Linked DNA regions of Homo sapiens: region 2 is linked to region 1. Evidence: chromatin loops called from intact Hi-C (ENCODE). Cell type or tissue: Caco-2. All regions are shown on one strand. Each heading gives the region's core, and the rest is flanking DNA. Links, peaks and the distances in the headings are about the cores only.

Region 1 (8,994 bases), core at 316-8,315:
CATTAGTGGGGGAAATACATGAGCTGTGTTTGAGCTTGTGCTGTGGTTTGAATGTTTGTGTCCCTCCACAATTCATGTTGAAACTTAATCCCTAATGTAATAGTATTAAGAGGCGTGATGAGGGCTTAGTATTAGTGCCTATAAAAGGGCTTGAGGGAAAGACTTTGTCCTCTTCACCATGTTGGGACATAGCATTTGTCCTCTCCGGAGGACAGCAACAAGACACCATTTTGGAAGCAAAGAGTGTGCCCTTACCAGACACTGAATCTGCCAGTGCCTCAGTGTTGGACTTACTGACCTCAAAAACTGTGAGAAATAAATTTCTATTATTTATGAATTATCTAGGTAGTGGTGTTTTGTTATAGTGCAGGATGGACTAAGATAGCTTATCACGTCAGCAATTAGATACGTGGGTCTGGAACTCAGGATAGGTGTCATGAACAGTTGCTTTTCCTTTTGACTGCCCAGCATTTAAATCCAATTCTTATGTTTGGAAAGTATTTTACCCTAACAGTCTGGGAGGAAGAAGAGATTTATGTGTCATAGGCTTCTTTAATGAAATATATCTACCCAAGATTTTGAATTGGAATGAGTGACACCAGCAAGTGTGCCCTAGAAAGAATCCTATCTGTTAATAGGTGACAGTTAAAGTAAGATAGAGTTTGTAGGGCAGTTGTGGTAGTGCTCATGATAGTGATGTGAGCTGCAGTCCTCAGTGCTTGGTTGTAGTGATGGTGTCTCGACTACCAAATCTGTGGTATGAGTTTGGTTTTTGCTTCTTGCTGTATAGCACATGAGTCTGGTTCTCTAGCTATTCTGGGGAGTTTTGTGTTACACAGTAACATTTTTAAAATTTTTTACTTTATTATTATTTTTTAGAGGCAGGATCTTATTCTGTTGCCTAAGCTGGAGTGCAGTGGTGCGATCATAGCTCGCCACAGCCTTGAATTCCTGGGCTCAAGTGATCTTCCCGCCCCAGCCTCCCAAGTAGTTAGGACTACAGGTGTGCACCTATTTATTTATTTATTTATTTATTTATTTATTTATTCATTTATTTATTTATAGAGATGGGTTTTCTCTGTGTTTCCCAGGCTGGTCTTGAACTCCTGGGCTCAAGCAATCCTTGTGCCCTGACCTCCCAAAGTCCTGGGATTACAGGTGTGAGCCACCATGCCTGGTCCCAGTATTCTTCAAACAAATTTCACCTTTGCTTAAATCAGCCAGAATTAATTTCTGTTGTTTGCAATTACTGACTTGGATTGATACTAGAGGTCTAGGCTAGAGATACACATTGTGAGTCACCTGTATAGTGGTTGCATTAGAAACCATGCACATGGAGTACAGATGAAAAAAGGCCTAGGACTGAATCTGAGATTTACAACATTTAATGGCTGAGTGGAAGGAGAGGAGGCTGAAAGAGAAGATAGAGAAAATTATGAGAGATGGGAGAAAAATCATGCAGCTACTGCGGTGTTTTAAGAAGGAAAAGTGATAATGCAGAGGTCAGGTCAGTTAATGACTGAAACATGTTCATTGGATTCAGTGTCATGAGGTCATTGTCATCTTAGAACAAATTTTATGGCATAATGGCATTGGAAGGCAGATTGGAGTAAGAAAAGAGGAGGGAGACTGTGAGTTTAGACAACTGTTTAGAAATCAGGTTGGCTGTGAGAGAAATATGATGTTGACTCATAAAACCTTTAATGTCTAGGGAAGATTCTCTCTCTTTCATTTTCTGGTATAGACTTGACCATGTTTAAAGCTGATGAGAGGGATCCAATTAAATGGAAGAGATTGAATACACATAAGAGAAAAGGCATATTTGATATTTTAACGCTTCTGAGGAGGTAAGAGGAGATGGTACTCAAATACAGGTGGAGGAATTGGCTTTAGGTAAGAGGAGAGAGAGTTCCACTATTGTAACAGAACAGAAGGAGGATAGATTAATGAAGATTTAAGTAGGATCATATGTTTGATAGCTGGAATTTGAAGAAGTTTCATTCCAATGTCTTCTATATTTTCTATATACTATGTGCTGGGCATTATATTAGGGGCTTTATAGAAATTATTTTATTTAATCTTCATAACTATTCCATGATGTTGGAGTTATTACAATTTCCACTTTATATGTGAGGAAACGAAAGCTTGGATTAGAAACTTGCCCAAAGTTTTGACTTAACAAATGACAGATCCAGAAGTTAAATCCATATCTGCCTGACTGCAAAGATTGTTTATAGAGTTGACTGGATGCATACAAAGAAAATATCAAAGAAAAAATCAGCAAGACTTTGTGAATAATTATTTATGGGAGATGACTTTGGATTTAGATCAGGTTAAATCAAGATTGATGGAAAGCATATAAAGATAAATATTTGGATAACTCCCTGATAATAGGATAGGACTGGAAGTAAAGATTTGGGACTCATAAGCACAGGTGTGATAATTGAAGTTACTATGGATGCATGACCCCCAAAAAAGAAAAGGGTAGAGTTAAGGAAAAAAATCTTGGTTAGAGTCCATGGTGATGGTGAGGGGGAAAGAAATAGAAGATGAAATCTGAGGGGCAGATAGGAGAGGTGGGAGAACCAGAAGAGAGTAGTGTCTTGGAAGTCAGGATTGCAGAGAGTTTAAATGGAACCAAGTATGGAAGAGAGTAAGAAAAAAAGGAAGGGAGGAGGATAAGACTGAGAAAAGACCATAAGATTTGGAATTAAAATGTTGTCTTGATTACCTGAGAAAGTAGTTAAATGTGATGGAGATAGTAGTTAAATTGAAAAGGTCAATTAGGAAATGAGTGGAGAGGAATTGTAGGTAGGAAACACAAGCTTCCTATTAGATAAATTAAGCAATAAAAGGAAGAAAAGGAATACCGTGCAATTAGAATGAGCAGCAGGTTTAAGTAATGGATTTCTTCAGATTGTTGATTATGGATCAAGAGGCAAAGGTGTCAATAATAGATAAGGAAAATTTTATCTTGTGGGAGTACTTTCCCAGAAAATGATTTGTTAAGATAAATGTTTATCTGAGTCAAAGTTCTATAATTTTTCAAATGGAGCACTGTAATTCACTGGAGTGAGAGGGAATAGGGAGAGAGGGAAATAAAATTTATTTAAAACTCTCCAGTAGATGGAGCATCTTCATTGCTTTTCCAGAAGAAAATTTTGGAATGGAATAAGATAGATGGTAGTGGTGTTGGTAGAACTTAGGTATATTTTTATGAGGGTAATTAGGATATGTATAGATGTGAATTTAAATGCAAATAAATTGATTTTCAGATCTCAGTAAGGTGGTGTTTCTAGATTTCTACAAATTTTCATAAGAAAATCTAGTGTTAAATTGAAGTAGACTAACTTTTTACCTACTAAATTTTCTTGACAGTCATAGCAATGTAGTGCCAGTAAGACAAAATAGATTTACACTTTATATTTGCTTTCCTATGTTTTCCTAAAAAGAAGTAGTTAATAAATATAAACAAATGTAATAAGAGTAAATTTGGGTTAATATCTAAATAAGGAACTCAACTAAGCAAGAAAACAAACAATCTGATTAAAAATGGGCAAAGGACCTGAATAGACATTGCTCAAAAGAAGATGTGCAAATCGCCAACAGATATATAAAGAAATGCTGAACGTCAATAATCATAGCGAAATGCAAATCAAAACCACAATAGGATACGTCACACCTGTTAGAATGACTATGATAAAAAAGGCAACAAGTGTTGACAAGGATATGGAAAAAAGGAAAAGTTGTACACTCTTTGCGGGAATGCAAATGGGTACCGCCATTAGGGAAACAGTGAAGAGACTTCTCAAAATTTAAAAATAGAACTATCATAAGACCCAGCAATCCCACTTTTGAATACATATCCAAAGAATATAAAATCACTTTGTGGAACAGATGTCTGTGCTCTCATGTTCACTGCAACATTATTCACAATAGCCAAGATATATACTCAACCTATCCATTCATTTGTCAATGAATGGATAAACACACACACACACACACACACGGACTTTTATTCAGCTTTAACAGAGAAGGAATCTTGTCATTTGTGACCACATGGATGATGGATGAGCCTGTGGGACATTATGCTAATTGAAGTAAGTCAGGCACAGAAAGACAAATACTATATGACTTCACTTGTAGGTGGAATCTGAAAAAGCTGAGCCCATAGAAGCAGAGAGTAGAATGGTGGTTGCCAGTGGCTGGGGGAGGGAGGAGGTGGGAATGAGGAAATATGTTGGTCAAAGGGTACGAAGTTTCAGTTAGGCAGATTGAATAAGTTCTGGAGATCTAATGTACAGCATGGTGACTATAGTTAATAATACTGTATTGTGTCCTTGAAACTTGCTAAGAGAGTAGATCTTAAAGGTTCTCACCACACACACCCAAAAATGATTATATGAGGTGATGGATGTGTTATACAAATTAACTTGATCGTGGTGATCATTTCACAATGTATGTATACGTCCAAATATCATGTACGTGGTAAATACAATTTTTATTTGTCAATTATGCCTCAATAAAGCTGGAAAAACTAAGTAAAAGATTTTTCACACACACACAAAAGAATAAATCTGCTAAATTGTTACATTATCAAAACATGTTAGTTTTGTTGAATATTAATACCAACTAGTGAGCAATATGACAGCACACTATAATAAAATTGGTTATGCATATCTGATCTGAGGCACTTAAGGAAGAAAAACTTCTGAAACCTTCTTTTTCACTTAAATATTCCGTGAAACAGCTTAGGTTTTGGTGACTTGAGACAATTATTGTGATCATTTACGGTTAAAAACATTTCTACGAGAAATATACAAAGGATTGAGGCACTTTGGAGGACTGAACTGCTTAATGATTTTGTTTACACTCTTTATTTCACTTTGGATAGGCAGACAAAGCCTAAGAGCATAAATTACCTAAAGACAGCATTTTGGGCAGAAAATGTACTTTATTTGAAACTGAGCAAATGAGTCAGTCTCAAAATGTCCATTCAACTAATATGTATTTGAGTTGTGCTTGCTTTTTAAGATGTTTTGAAAAATGCTGAATTCAGAATTGAATTTTGATTATTGAATTGAGTATTTTTTACTCTTGTTAAAAGTTAATATCAATTTTATTGTTGTACTCCAAAATATTTTTAAAAACTTGTTACAAGAGGAATAAATAGGCTTTAAAAAACACTTGTCTTCAAGAAAACAGGAGAGTCTCTGACAGGTCTCTACTTCTTTGAGGGTCCTCTAACTCCAGCACCCACTTCTGTGGTTTTACGGGGCTTATTCCGCGCTTCCACCCGCGAAGAAGGAGCGGTTGCAGCCGCGCAGGTCTCGTCCAGAGCGCGATCTCGCTGCTCTTCAGCGCGATCTGCGGCTCCCGCGGCGTGCTCCGCGGGGTCTCTCAGGGCTGGTACCAGGGGCGTGGGGGCGGGGCTGAGCGAGTCCAGCCCAGGGCTCCGGGGACCGTTTGTAGTTAGGATCCGCTGTGGCGTCCTGAGTGGAGTTTGGGACCCCAGGGAGGGAGGGTGTGGGCGTTCGGGTCCAGAGGAGCTGTTTAGGTGCGTGTGGAAGGGAGCTGCATGTGGCGGTTTTTCTCTGGGCCGGCGGCTCTGAGGGGGAGCGTGTGCGTGGGTGGGAGGGGGCTGGCTGGCCCTGCCCCTCAGAGCGACCGGAGTCGCCTTATCCCCTGGGTTGGTGCGGCCCGAGGCTGAGGGCGCGGCGGGGGATGGGGGGGATGCGGTGTTGCAGCCTCGGGCGAGGGGAAGCCAGGACAGGAGGCTGTGAGGGTGGGAGTCGGCCGGCGAACTCCCACTGCGGGAGGCGCACGGGCTGTGGTTCCTGGGCTCTGAGGGGCACGGTAGACAGGAACCCCGCCTCAGGCGTATGCCGTAATGCGAATTGGCTGTTCTGTGAAAACCTCCAATTTTTTTATTCTTCGTGGTAAATTCGTAAATGCGAAATCGCACTGTTTCTCTAGGTTTACCCGGGTGTTGGGGAAGGGCTTTCGTTAGAATTTTGCTACACGTGGTTGTACACACGCCACCAAGGGACATATTCAGAGCGTTTACTTTAAAGGGCATATCCTGTGGAGAAATCTGGGTGTCCGTGAACCCTGGAAGATCCGGATGCTTGTTGCAATCCCACGCATAAGCGGTTATGCGGGTGCTTCCCACCCCATCCCCAAAACTTCAAGTCGTGCCCCGACTCAACAACGATTTCTGAAGCGCTCGTTGGGCTTGGCCCGGGAAGGGGCTGGGAATGTCGCCATGGGCTCAAGGGGGCCTCTCGTCTTCCAGTTCTGGCTCTGCCCACATGTTCCTGTGAAGAATGCTATATTGAAAAGGTCGTTACGAAATATATCCTGTTTTGCATACGACTTCAGAAAATCTTATAATTTTTTTTTTCATTTAACATAGTATCCAAGATGAATGACAGCCTGTTTGTCAGTTTGGACAGACTTTTGCTAGAATTTGGTAGGTATAAAGTGAAAAAATAGGTAGCTTTTTGTATGATCATTTGATATTTTAACAATGAATTGAAGTCACAAGATAATTATTTATTTTAGTCTTCCAGTATGAGCAAGACATAAGTACTAAAGAAGAGATGATTCAAAGAATTAATAGTAAGTAGCTTTGCATGATCAAGATATTTTAGTCTTTTAATTCCTTATGGCATATAACATACAATTGCTCTGTTTAGGGCAACTTATTGTTGGCGTTATAACTTTTGTGTCAGTTCTCTCTAGCGACAAATAAACTATTTACCCTAGACGAAATAGATGTGACTTAACTATAGTTGTTTGATAATAAACTTCTATATTCAGCATTTAATTATTTTATGAAGAATTTTGTCTTAAGTAGAAATGACCCCTTAGGTGCAGTGGAAAAGATGTTATTTTTCTCTAATAACAAGTTATTTCAAATAGTTGAGTGAAATTTTTTTTATCTTTATAGAAACCACCAGAAATCAGGGATCAAAATCGATAGATGCCACATTTTCAGGAATAATAATTCTGAAAAATAATGTTATCAGAGAAATAGCAAGGCAAATCACACAAATACTGTATAGTATTTTAAGATCCAACAAAACAACTATAAAAAATAGAGTTCTAAATTTCTTCATCGTTCTGAAAAGGTAGAGTTTGGTTATATTTTCTGCAATCAAAAAAGAATACAGAATATTAAGAATTTATTTTAATCTTTTTAAGAAATTATGTCCATTTTATCTTCTATTTAATCACTAGTAACAGAAATAAGTGAGTTGAAAGTGCGTTTAATAATTGACATAGAATTGATGAATAGAAATTTCACATTTGTCAAAAACAGAAGGCTTCTATTAGTGTCATTAACGAATAAATGTTTGCAAGAATTCATAGCATCTTAAGATACGATTGACCTTAGATATCACTGAATCTAGCCCTTTTATGTTAAAGATGAGGTACAAGGGACATTTATTTTTTCATCATTCCCAAACTGAAAATCTTCTTAGCTTCTGGCTCTAGGATCAGGCCTGGCCCTGGTTCTCTGCATTTTAGTATACGGTCCCACCCATCTCAAGCCTCGTTTCCTCTCCATTCTCTGGCTCTCTTCCTTTTAGGTAAGCTGCCATACCCATTTTTTTTCTCTATTTGTTTATTTTGAACTTATTATTTCTACATTAAGAAAATAAACATTTTCTCTTTGTAGAATGCTGTGAAGATATTAAGGAAAACAAAGTAACTATTTGTAGGATACACGAAACTATAAATGCAACAGATGAGGAAATTGATCATTACTGTAAACATAGTGAGGAGATTAAAGACAACTGTAGAAAGTGAGTATTTGAAAGAATCAATTTTCATTGCATTCTTTTATTTAGGGTTTTTGAGTTTACAGTTGAAGATACTTCCTTCAAAGTAGTATTCTGTATTAGCTAATGAATCAAGTCTTAATGTGCCTTGTTATGCCACTATGTAAAGGGATTATAGGAGGATCAGAAGAGAAATAGAACTAAACAGCTATAAGAGCTCACTAATTCAGATCCACTTAATCTAACTATAAACTTTTGAATAAGCTCAGTATATAAAATTCCTATTAAATATATTTGAAACAATTTCCATTTTTGAATTTTCAAGATCTTATTTTTGTGTGAGGGAATACGGCCTGAAGTTTTTCAAAATAAAAATATTTAATACGTTAAGAATTCTTTCAACATGGCTTCAGGTTCTGGATTCTACTAGTTAACTCTAGACATTTTGAAACAAATACATAAAAACAACAAAGACTTATTACAAATATAAATTTTCTGTACTTAGTTTTATATGGACATTGTAGTAAGTACTGTATTTTAGGATCATATTTGTTTTGAAATATTTTGTTATTCAAAATTTTAATAAGCCTTTTTTGTTTTTCCCCCATTAGTTTTTTCCCACTGGTTTTAAGAAATTATAAAAGTAACATATACCAAATACAAATGTTCAAGCAATATACACATATATGGTGCAAATAGTTTTTCCCTGCTTGCAGTTCCCGTCCCCTACCCTGTCATCCTCTGCATAGGTAATGACTCACATCCTTTTAGATCTTGAAGAGTCAACATCATTATTATGCACACCACACACACACACACACACACACACACACACCTGTCTATATAGCTGTATTTCCTTTTTACAAAAATGGACTCACTTCATTCTGCAACTTGCTTTTTAACATTTAACAATACCTAATGTAAATGGTACTGTGCATGTAATTTTATATATATTTCATTCTTTTTAACAGCTCCGTGGTATTTCTGGTATTGATGTAGCCTGTTATTTAGCCATTCCCCTATTAATGGAAATTTAGGTTATTTCCAGTCATGTACAGATATACTTCCACATATAGAGATCTATTGCTATAGAATGGGCTCCTAGAAGTGAAATTGCTAAAGAGTATGCACATTTAAACATTGGGTCGATAATACCAAACTGCTCTCCAAAAAGTTTATACCAATTTGTGCTCCCACCAACAATGTA
Region 2 (8,994 bases), core at 273-8,272, 280 kb after region 1:
TTGTGTTCTACTAGCTACATTTGAAAGAGTGGTACAAGAGTTTTATTATTTAATAGTAATTTCAATTTTATCAGTAATTACCTTTTTATTAACCATTCAAACTTCTGATAAAAGTGGTTAGATGTTGATTTAAAAATATGTGAGGAGTTGCCTAACTTTCAAAATTCTTCTCTGCTATCAATAGTTAGAAAAATCCCTTGATTTAGGCCAAATGCAGTGGCTCATGTCTGTCATCCCAACACTTTGGGAGGCTCAGGCGGGCAGATCACCTGCACTCGGGAGTTCGAGACCAGCCTGAGCAACATGGGAAACCCTATGTATACAAAAAATACAAACAATAAGCCAGGCCTGGCGACACATGCCTGTGATCCCAGCTACTCAGGAGGCTGAGGTGGAAACATTGCTTGAGCCCAGAAGGTCGAGGCTGCAGTGAGCCAAGATCACGTCATTGCACTCCAGCCTGGGTGACAGAGTGAGACCCTGTCATACACACACACACACACACACACACACACGCACACATACACACACACACACACTCCCTTGATTAAGTACATCAGAGCTTTAATGTACAATGCACCACAGTAAGATTTAAGAAGGGAGAAATGTATGAATTTCTTCTGTAAGGTGGAAAAGGGTAATTGTGAAAAGGAAGATAAGAACCAAAAACTGGCAGGTGCATTTTCAGGTGGATAGGTTTATAAAAATGTACAAAATTGTTTTAAATTTTGCAAAAGGTAGTTGAGTATCTCTGCCCATATTCCCTTGGAAAGTCTTTGTGTTCCACTGGGAGTTCACATAACACAGGTTAAAAACTGCTGGTTTAGCCCAAACTTCATTCTGCATCACTCAAATAAAATTAGGATTCTGTAAACAAAGACAATTCTACAATATCTGCAATAGGTAGTCTTCTGAGAGTGAGTCAGAGAAACAGCAGTGGCAGAGAATGGGAGCTCAAGCTTTCTAGAGAACAAAGGTAAGATTGCTGGGCTATGTAGACCACCTGCTGATATCTATAATTAAGATTTTATTGTGATACAAATCTGGATTGGTTTTGTGATTTTTACGGCCACGCTCAGCTGCTTAGGCATTGACACAGGGGAGGACTGGGGGTTCTGTAGGCAGATGCTATGAAAGGAGAAAAAGCCAATTAAGCCTAGCATATTTGCGATAGGATGATTGTAATGATGGGCTCAGGAATCTAAGCTGGTGTGGGAGAAGGGAAGGCAAAAGGGCATGATGGCAAAAATGTGGAAAGGATCATAGATCAAAAAGCCTGACCCAGGCACAGTGGCTCATGCCTGTAATCCTATCACTTTGGGAGGCTGAGGCAGGAAGATCATTTGAGCTCAGGAGTTTAAAACCAGCTTGAGAATTATAGCAATACCTCCATCTCTACCCCCCAAAAAAAAAAAAAAAAAAAATTAGCTAGGCATGATGGCATGCACCTGTTGCTTGTGAGGCTGAGTGGGGAGGATAGCTGGAGCCCAGGAGTTCGAGATTGCAGATTGCAGTGAGCCATGATGACATTACTGCACTCTACCCTGGGCAACAAAGTGAGACCCTCTCTCAAAAAAAGAAAAAAAAATCTAATGAAGCTAAGCAGGAAAGCTGGAAGGAAGAGATAATGGATGACTGATATGGTTTGGCTGTGTCCACACCCAAATTTCATCTTGAATTGTAGCTCCCATAATTCCCACATGTTGTGGGAGGGACCCTGTGGGAGATCATTGAATCATGGGGGTGGTTTCCCCCACACTGTTCTCCTGGTAGTGAATAACTCTTACAAGATCTCATGATTTTATAAGGGATTTACCCTTTCGCTTGGCTCTCATTATTCTCTCTTGCCTGCTGCCATGTGAGACGTGACTGCTCCTCTTTGCCTTCCACTGTGATTGTGAGGCCTCCCCAGCCTTGTGGAACTGTGAGTCCATTAAACTTCTTTTTCTTCATAAATTACCCAGTCTCGGGTATGTCTTTATCAGCAGCATGAAGACAGACTATTACAATGACAAATGGGATGTTCGAATTTATGATTTGTTTTAAAAATGTCTGTTCATGCCCTTTGCCTGCCTTTTAATGGAATTATTTGTATTTTTTGTTGTTGAGTTGTTTGAGTTCCTTGTAAATTCTGGATGTTAGTCCCCTGTCAGATGCATAGTTTTCAAATATTTTCTCCCATTCTGCAAGTTGTCTGTTCACTTTGTTGATTATTTCTTTTGCTGTGCAGAAGAAACTTAAACTTTTTAGTGTAAGTCCCATCTGCCTATTTTTGTTTTTGTTGCCTGTGCTTTTGAGGTCTTAGTCATGAATTCTTTGACTAGACTAATGTCCAGAAGAGTTTCCTGTAGTTATTCTTCTAATATTATTAAAGTTTCAGGTCTTACATTTAAGTTTTTAACCTATCTTGAGCTGATTTTTTTTTATTTGGTGAGAGATGGGGGTCCAATTTCATTCTTCTACATACTGGAATCCAATTTTACCAGCACCATTTAGTGAAAAGGATGTTCTTTTCCCAGTGTACATTCTTGCCACCATTATCTTCAGTGAAACAAGTAAGACACAGAATAATAAATATCACCTGCTCTCACTCATATGTGGGAGCTAAATAATGTTTACACATGGACTTAGAGTGTGGAATGATAGACAGTGGAGACTCAGAAGAGAAACGCAGTGGGAGGAAGATGAATAATGAGAAATTCCCTAATGGGTACAATTTATGTGAATTGGGTGATGGATACCTAAAGGCCCTGACTTCACCACTATGCAATCTATGCATGTAACAATATTGCACTTGTGGTCCATAAATTTAACAAAAAAATGCCTTTGGGTTGTAATGTGATGAATTTTTGGGGGTGAAAAGCACAAGGGGGTGACCATGGCCATGGGTAGCTGTGCAGGAATGGAGATCATCAGGAATTAGGAGGGTAGGTAACTGAGATGCAAGGCTAATGGATGAAATTCAAGGGTAATAGCAGGAGCCATGTAGAGAAGATGGCTGTCAGTCAGGCTCTTCAGTGAATTTGAGTAGGAAGCAAAAGGGAGATCGGCAATTTGTTATTCCATGGTGGGTGGGGCGTGGTGTAGTCCATACAGTGCAAGCCTAAAAGGAGAAGAGGTTTTTATGAGAAAATGGAATGAGGAGGAATGTCTGAAAGTGGCTCTGGAGAACAACAAACAGAACAGTTCTACTTCTCAACCCTGAGGGGTATGGTGCTTATTAGATTTCAAAGCTCTTCGTGCTGAGAGAATACCACTTTCCTTTCTACACATGAAGTACACTGTGATTATAGCTCTCATGTGTGGGTGGGTATAACCCTGAAACTTTGCATACACAACACTGAGAAATACAATCAAACTGGAAAATATATTTTAAAATTTGTATTTTCCAAATATAGGGAAATGTATAGATTCTTGCTTTTAGAGACTACATGAAGAATTTCCCACATTTTTCAGTTTTCAGCTACCTCTTTGGTATCCTTATTTTCCCGAATTTAGGCCTTCTTACTCTATGGAAAGATATTGAGATACAATTTATTTGCTTCAAATTCTATCAACAGAGTAATTTTTGGTCCAGTGGCCTGTACTGCTATTTATTTTTCCACTGCTTTCTATACTTACATGAACACCTGGTAAGTGTCAGGCACTATGTTAGGCACAGATGCAGTAGTTAACAAGACCTATCCCCTCCCTTTAAGGAGCCTAATCTAATGGGGAAGATAATGTAGATTATCATTAGATACCTCATTCATTTATTTGTCCACTCTGGCATTGACTTATCCATTCATCCATCCATCCATCCATCCATCCATCCATCCATCCATCCTTCAGCAAACATTTATTAGGCACTCAACTTGGGCATAGCATTACCTTAGCAACCTTGACCACTGTGCATTTGTGGAGATCCATGACCCATAATTACGGGTCTGATCAGTAAAAATAAATCTGGAATTCCTTAAGGTAAAAAGCACATTTTACTAATACTTGCTATTGGATAAAGGGCATATGGATGGTCACAAAAAATACTCTAACAGTCAGTATAATGTGTCTAAAAGCTTGGACTTTGAAGTCAGATCAACTTGAATTCAAATTCTGGTTCTATCACTTTTTAGCTGTTTGCCTTCAGGCAAGTTTAATCTCCAGGCTCCTTAGTTTTCTCAACTGTAGAATGGAAATGATACTTATCTCATAGAAGTGTTGAAATTGAGCAAGATAATATCTATATAGCTTAGAAAATAAGTGCCTATTAAGTGACATGATGCCGTCAAAAAATTATTAAGGCAAATAGAAACAGACAAGACTATATGGCCACACTCCATCACCTCTTTCTTTTTTGGGTCAAATTTGGTAATAACCACTTTGAAAAGAAAGGACATGAAAACACACACACACACATACACGCAAGCACACACACACATGTGTGCACACACACAAGTGTGACACAAGAATCTGGACAGTGGAGAGCCCTGATAGCCCAAGGGTTCCATGTAACTTCTGTGACACGAGACCTTTTCCACTTTAGCAGGGAATGAGCTGTTCACAGCACCGGCGGTAAAATCCAGTTATCTAACAGAATTAGGTTTACGCTGGCAAGATGCTTTACCTGGGGCTGAGAAAGCCACTGGTTCAGATCCAGCAGTGTCAGAATTTTGCCACATTTCTATTGGTGGGGGCTTTGGCATAAACCATCAAGGCTCCCACCTGATAATGATAACAATGAGTGAGAGGTCATTAATTCTAGCAGGTTAACTAATACATTAACTTCTCCTAGAGAAGAGGGTTTCAACTTGCCTGCACCTTGGAATTGCTATGGAGCTGTTAAAAAGGAATGATTCCAGGTCCCACACCCAGAGATTCTGATTTAATTGGTGTGGGATTCTGTCTGAGCATGGGGATTTTTAAAAACTGCTCTAGTGATTCTAATGAGCAGCTAGGGTTGAGAAACCCTGCCCTAGAGCCTAAGGTCCCATTTCAAGTCATAGGGAAGTTCCCATCTATATTGCGTAAAGCCAATGGTTCCTATGCACACACGAATTCATTCTCTCTCTCTCTCACACACACACTCATACACATACACTCTAGCCACTTTCTAATCTTTGAAACCTCACTGAGAAACAAGAGTGATAAGGTGAGTAGATACTAAGACAGTTTTAATTAGAAAATAGTTGAAGGAAGAAATACTTCAGAGAGTTTGTAGGCAACAGAGAAGACATTCAAAGAAAGAAGTAATATAGGTCTCATTTGCCAATGGATTTCCAGCAACTGGGATGAGGGGAATGAAGGAAGGAAAGGGAAGAAGCAAGAGAAAAGAGAAACAGGGGAAGGGGAGAGAGAGAGAGAGAACAAGAACACAAAGATGCGCAGATTTGGAGCGTCAATGGGGGTTGGAGGAGGTTTAAGAAAGTCCCTGACAGGAATTCTGTGGAAAGTCCACAGAATATAAGCACAAGGTCAGCTGAGGAAGAGAAAAGACTCAGTCGATGCTGGGCACGTATTTTATTGAGTTCCCATCAGTTGAATTTGTGCTTTCTTCAGCAGCGACACCCCAACCTTGTCATGGATGACCATGACCCCAGTTTGGGAGATTTGAAAGACCCTCCTGCCCTGACTCGGCACATTTTCTATTTCTTTCTTTCTTTTTATTTCTTCTCCTATTGATCTTCCAATAGTCACTATGGCCCGATTCTCAGTGCAGCCTGCAGTCTACGAACTAAGTGTAATGTGTTCTAATCTGCTCGGACGTTGTGCTCTGCTCTTTGACTGGTGCCAATAGATCTGCCCTGATGTCATGCACGTGGTCTTGGTTGGGCTTCTTATAATCTCAGCTCTCATGTATTAATTCTGGCAGGGAACAATATGTGCTGAGGAAGAAAAATGCAGCCAAGTGGCCCCGGAAGAGATTACACCCAAACTTTGATCTTCATATATATTGTTTGGTTCAAAGGGTAGTCATTGGTCTCAGCAACTCCTTCCCAGGTACTCTCATGTGATCCTAGGTAATCAAGCCTAAAACGGTACACTTTTCTCCCTGACTCATTTTTACCAGAACAATCATAATGAAAATGTAATTATATGACAGAACACCGAGGACATAGAACTTCACTCCTTTGTTGAGGTAGTCTTTTCACATAGAATTTTCATTTGCCAGTAGCTTGATGTCTGCTACTCCTAGAAAGATTTCTTTAAGATCTAAAGATTACACGATGCCCCAAATTTGAGAACCTTTGAGCTCCCTATTGACCCGTGTTCTACCAATTGTGAAGTGGAACAAAGAACAAAGGACAAATTTAAGAGGTTTCTACAAAAGAGCTGGATACCAGCAAAAGACATGAAAAAAGATATAAACAAACTGTAGAAATAGGAAAATGTATAGTAAAATTTTATACATGTGTCATTTAGTTCCTCTTCCCTTAGGAAATTATGATACATTGGGAACAATTAATACAAGGATGATATATAATAAAAAATTATCATGACCTAAATGTTTATCAGCTTGGTTTGTTGAATAAATTATGGTACATACATATAATGGAATACTATGGACAGTAATAGATGAGATGGAATGCTACAGTTATTGTATATGTTAAGTTAAAATGCCAATTGCAGAACAGTGTGATCCAATTTGAAAAAAAATCTGGAAGAGACACACTACAATGTGGTAGGGTGACAGAATTTCTCTTCTTTGTGTCATTGATTTTTTTTTTTAGAGTAAGCATTCACTGCTTCTATAATCAGCAAAAACACTGAAACTTTTCCACCCACACCCCCATAAAACAAAAAAAAAGAAAGTATTTGTATGAGCAAGTAAGAATTTACATAAAAGGTGATACTATTTCCCTCCTCCCCCCACCACACACACATCTTTTTCCCCTGGTACTGGAATTCAAAAGTCAGTATCACTGTGGCAATGACGAATAGGCAAAGGTTTGGTAGAGCCATGATGTTCCGAGATTTTTATTAAAGAAATTCACAAGCCTGATGAGTTGAAGAAAGCCTAAAAAGCTTTCTCCTTTTATGGTGTTGTGTGTATATGTTTGCATGCCCTTAGATGCAGCTTCTCATGCATCTTTTCCAATGACTCGTGGAGACTCTGGGTCAATGTCAAGAGGGCAGACTCTTTTCATATTCCCTCTCCCTTCCTGATCCCCAGAGGAAGGCCTTCTTTTAGAATCCTTGGCTGCGCCCAGCACCAGCGCTGGGAAAACTTCAAGTAGAGGAGGCTCTACCCACATTCCCTCCACAGGACCATCTTCCTCCTCTCAGCTTCCCCTCTCACCACTCTCTGTCACCTGAGATACCCAAGCTACTCCCCATAGCCTGTTTCTGTCAGCTGTGGTCCCTCACCACACATACCTCTCACAGCCTTTCAGCCTCCAGAATAACATTGCTTTCTATTCCTGGCTCCCTGTTGAACCATGACAACTCCTATCTTGTCAGGGCAATGTTCCTGATTAAGAGGAATTAAAATCTCAAAACAGGGCAAATAATCAATACTCTGACAAGTAGTACGTCACCAGGGCTAGTCACATCTCAGAAAGAGAGTTAACCTGAAGGAATGAATCTGTAATATTGTAATTTAGCCAGGGTTACAGACTAATAAGGACAATATTTTGGGTGGGTGTATGTGTCCGTGTGGGGGTGGAGGCAGGAAGCTAATTAGCAACACAACAAGGACTAGAACTTTTGTTTCCCTGTTGCTCAATCCAGGGCTCTTCTGGCAATAGTTTGCTGCCTTTTTTTTCTCCTTTATTGGAATTTAACACTTTAAGTAGTATTGTATAATTTGAAGAAAATTTCATCCTTCAATACTTTAAAGAGGAAAAGTATTACATTGCTATAGAATGTGTGTAAAACGCTGATTTGAACAGTGTTTGTAGTCATTTTGGCATATCAAACGATTATTAAATTACAGTATCTCCAGTTTAAAGCAAAGAATCAAGATAGTATTAACCCCTGCCATACTGTTTGAGAGGCAGTGAGCTCTGAAATCAGATTGCCTGGGTTGAGTGGGCAGGCAGTCTTATTTACATGCAACGGCTAGTTTAGCCACACGCCAGCTGTGTGACCTTGGGCAAATTAACCTTGCCTCTCCATGCTTGCGTTTCCTCTTTCATAAAACATGAGCAATAAAGGTATCGATCTTACAGGGTTGCTGCTAGCATTGAATGAGTTGATGCATATAAAACATTTAGAACAGAGCCTGGCACAAAGTAAACACCCGATAGATGTCCCTTGTGCAATTAGCAGTTGATGAAATGAAAGTATAGGTCACAGCTACATATATATTTTGTTGGATGCTCAAGTCAGCAAAAAATATGTTAAACATACCAGTGAGAATAGTCAGGAAAACTTAAAAAGAACAATGATAAAATGAAGACTTGCATTTCCAGGCATTACTATCTTTTATACCACCTATCAGTACAATCAGTGAAATAAAATGAGACTGTAGTAACAGTAAACAGAACAATGGAACAGAATAGAAACCTCTAAAAGCAACCCCAAACACACACATGAATTTAGTACTAGCAAGATTGACATTTGAAATTTGGGAAGAAAAATTGAGCCACCCAATAAATAGTAGTAAGACAAATGGTGAGACATTTGGAAAAGTCATCAAATCTGTTTTTTATAATTTATACCAAACTAAGTTACAGGCGGATAAAGGTTAAATGTAAAAACAAAATAAAAATATGAAAGGATGAAAAGTAAGGATAGAGTATAAAGATAACTATAATCAGCTATCAAGGAAAGGAAAGACTTCACTTAAAAATAAAGGAGAAGCCATAAAGAAACAGCTAAATAGACTTTAATATGTACAATTATTAAAATTCTGTATATTAAAAAATTAAAGAACGGGGGAAAAGTTGAATATGGGGTCAAGAGCATTACTTGATAAAGCTCATTTATAAATCAGTTAGAAAATATGATGCCCACTGAAACAGAGAAATGGGTAAAGGACATGAAAGGTAAATTCCCAAAAGATACTAAATGACC

What was found. A loop is a pair of places that touch in the nucleus more often than their neighbours do. Peaks named below come from ENCODE experiments on the same cell type or tissue, not always from the same donor. Only the 100,000 strongest peaks of a DNase experiment are listed, where the experiment ranks them.
Region 2: a loop joins it to region 1, with 5 times the contacts of the local background. A loop is called at or near these places in 5 of 110 quality-filtered maps.

Annotation. Positions count from the first base shown.
Region 1 is chr14:60,482,508-60,491,501 of GRCh38, reverse strand. It overlaps C14orf39 (chromosome 14 open reading frame 39), which reads left to right and starts at 5,439. Exons shown (of 18, transcript NM_174978.3): 1 at 5,439-5,557; 2 at 6,416-6,472; 3 at 6,565-6,621; 4 at 7,685-7,811. The coding sequence starts at 6,424. In Caco-2, for the core only: no CTCF peak of the experiment used is centred there; no DNase peak of the experiment used is centred there.
Region 2 is chr14:60,203,365-60,212,358 of GRCh38, reverse strand. No RefSeq gene overlaps it. Among named protein-coding and RNA genes, the nearest start is that of PPM1A, 41 kb to the left of the region's middle. RefSeq lists an enhancer at 4,637-4,706. In Caco-2, for the core only: no CTCF peak of the experiment used is centred there; no DNase peak of the experiment used is centred there.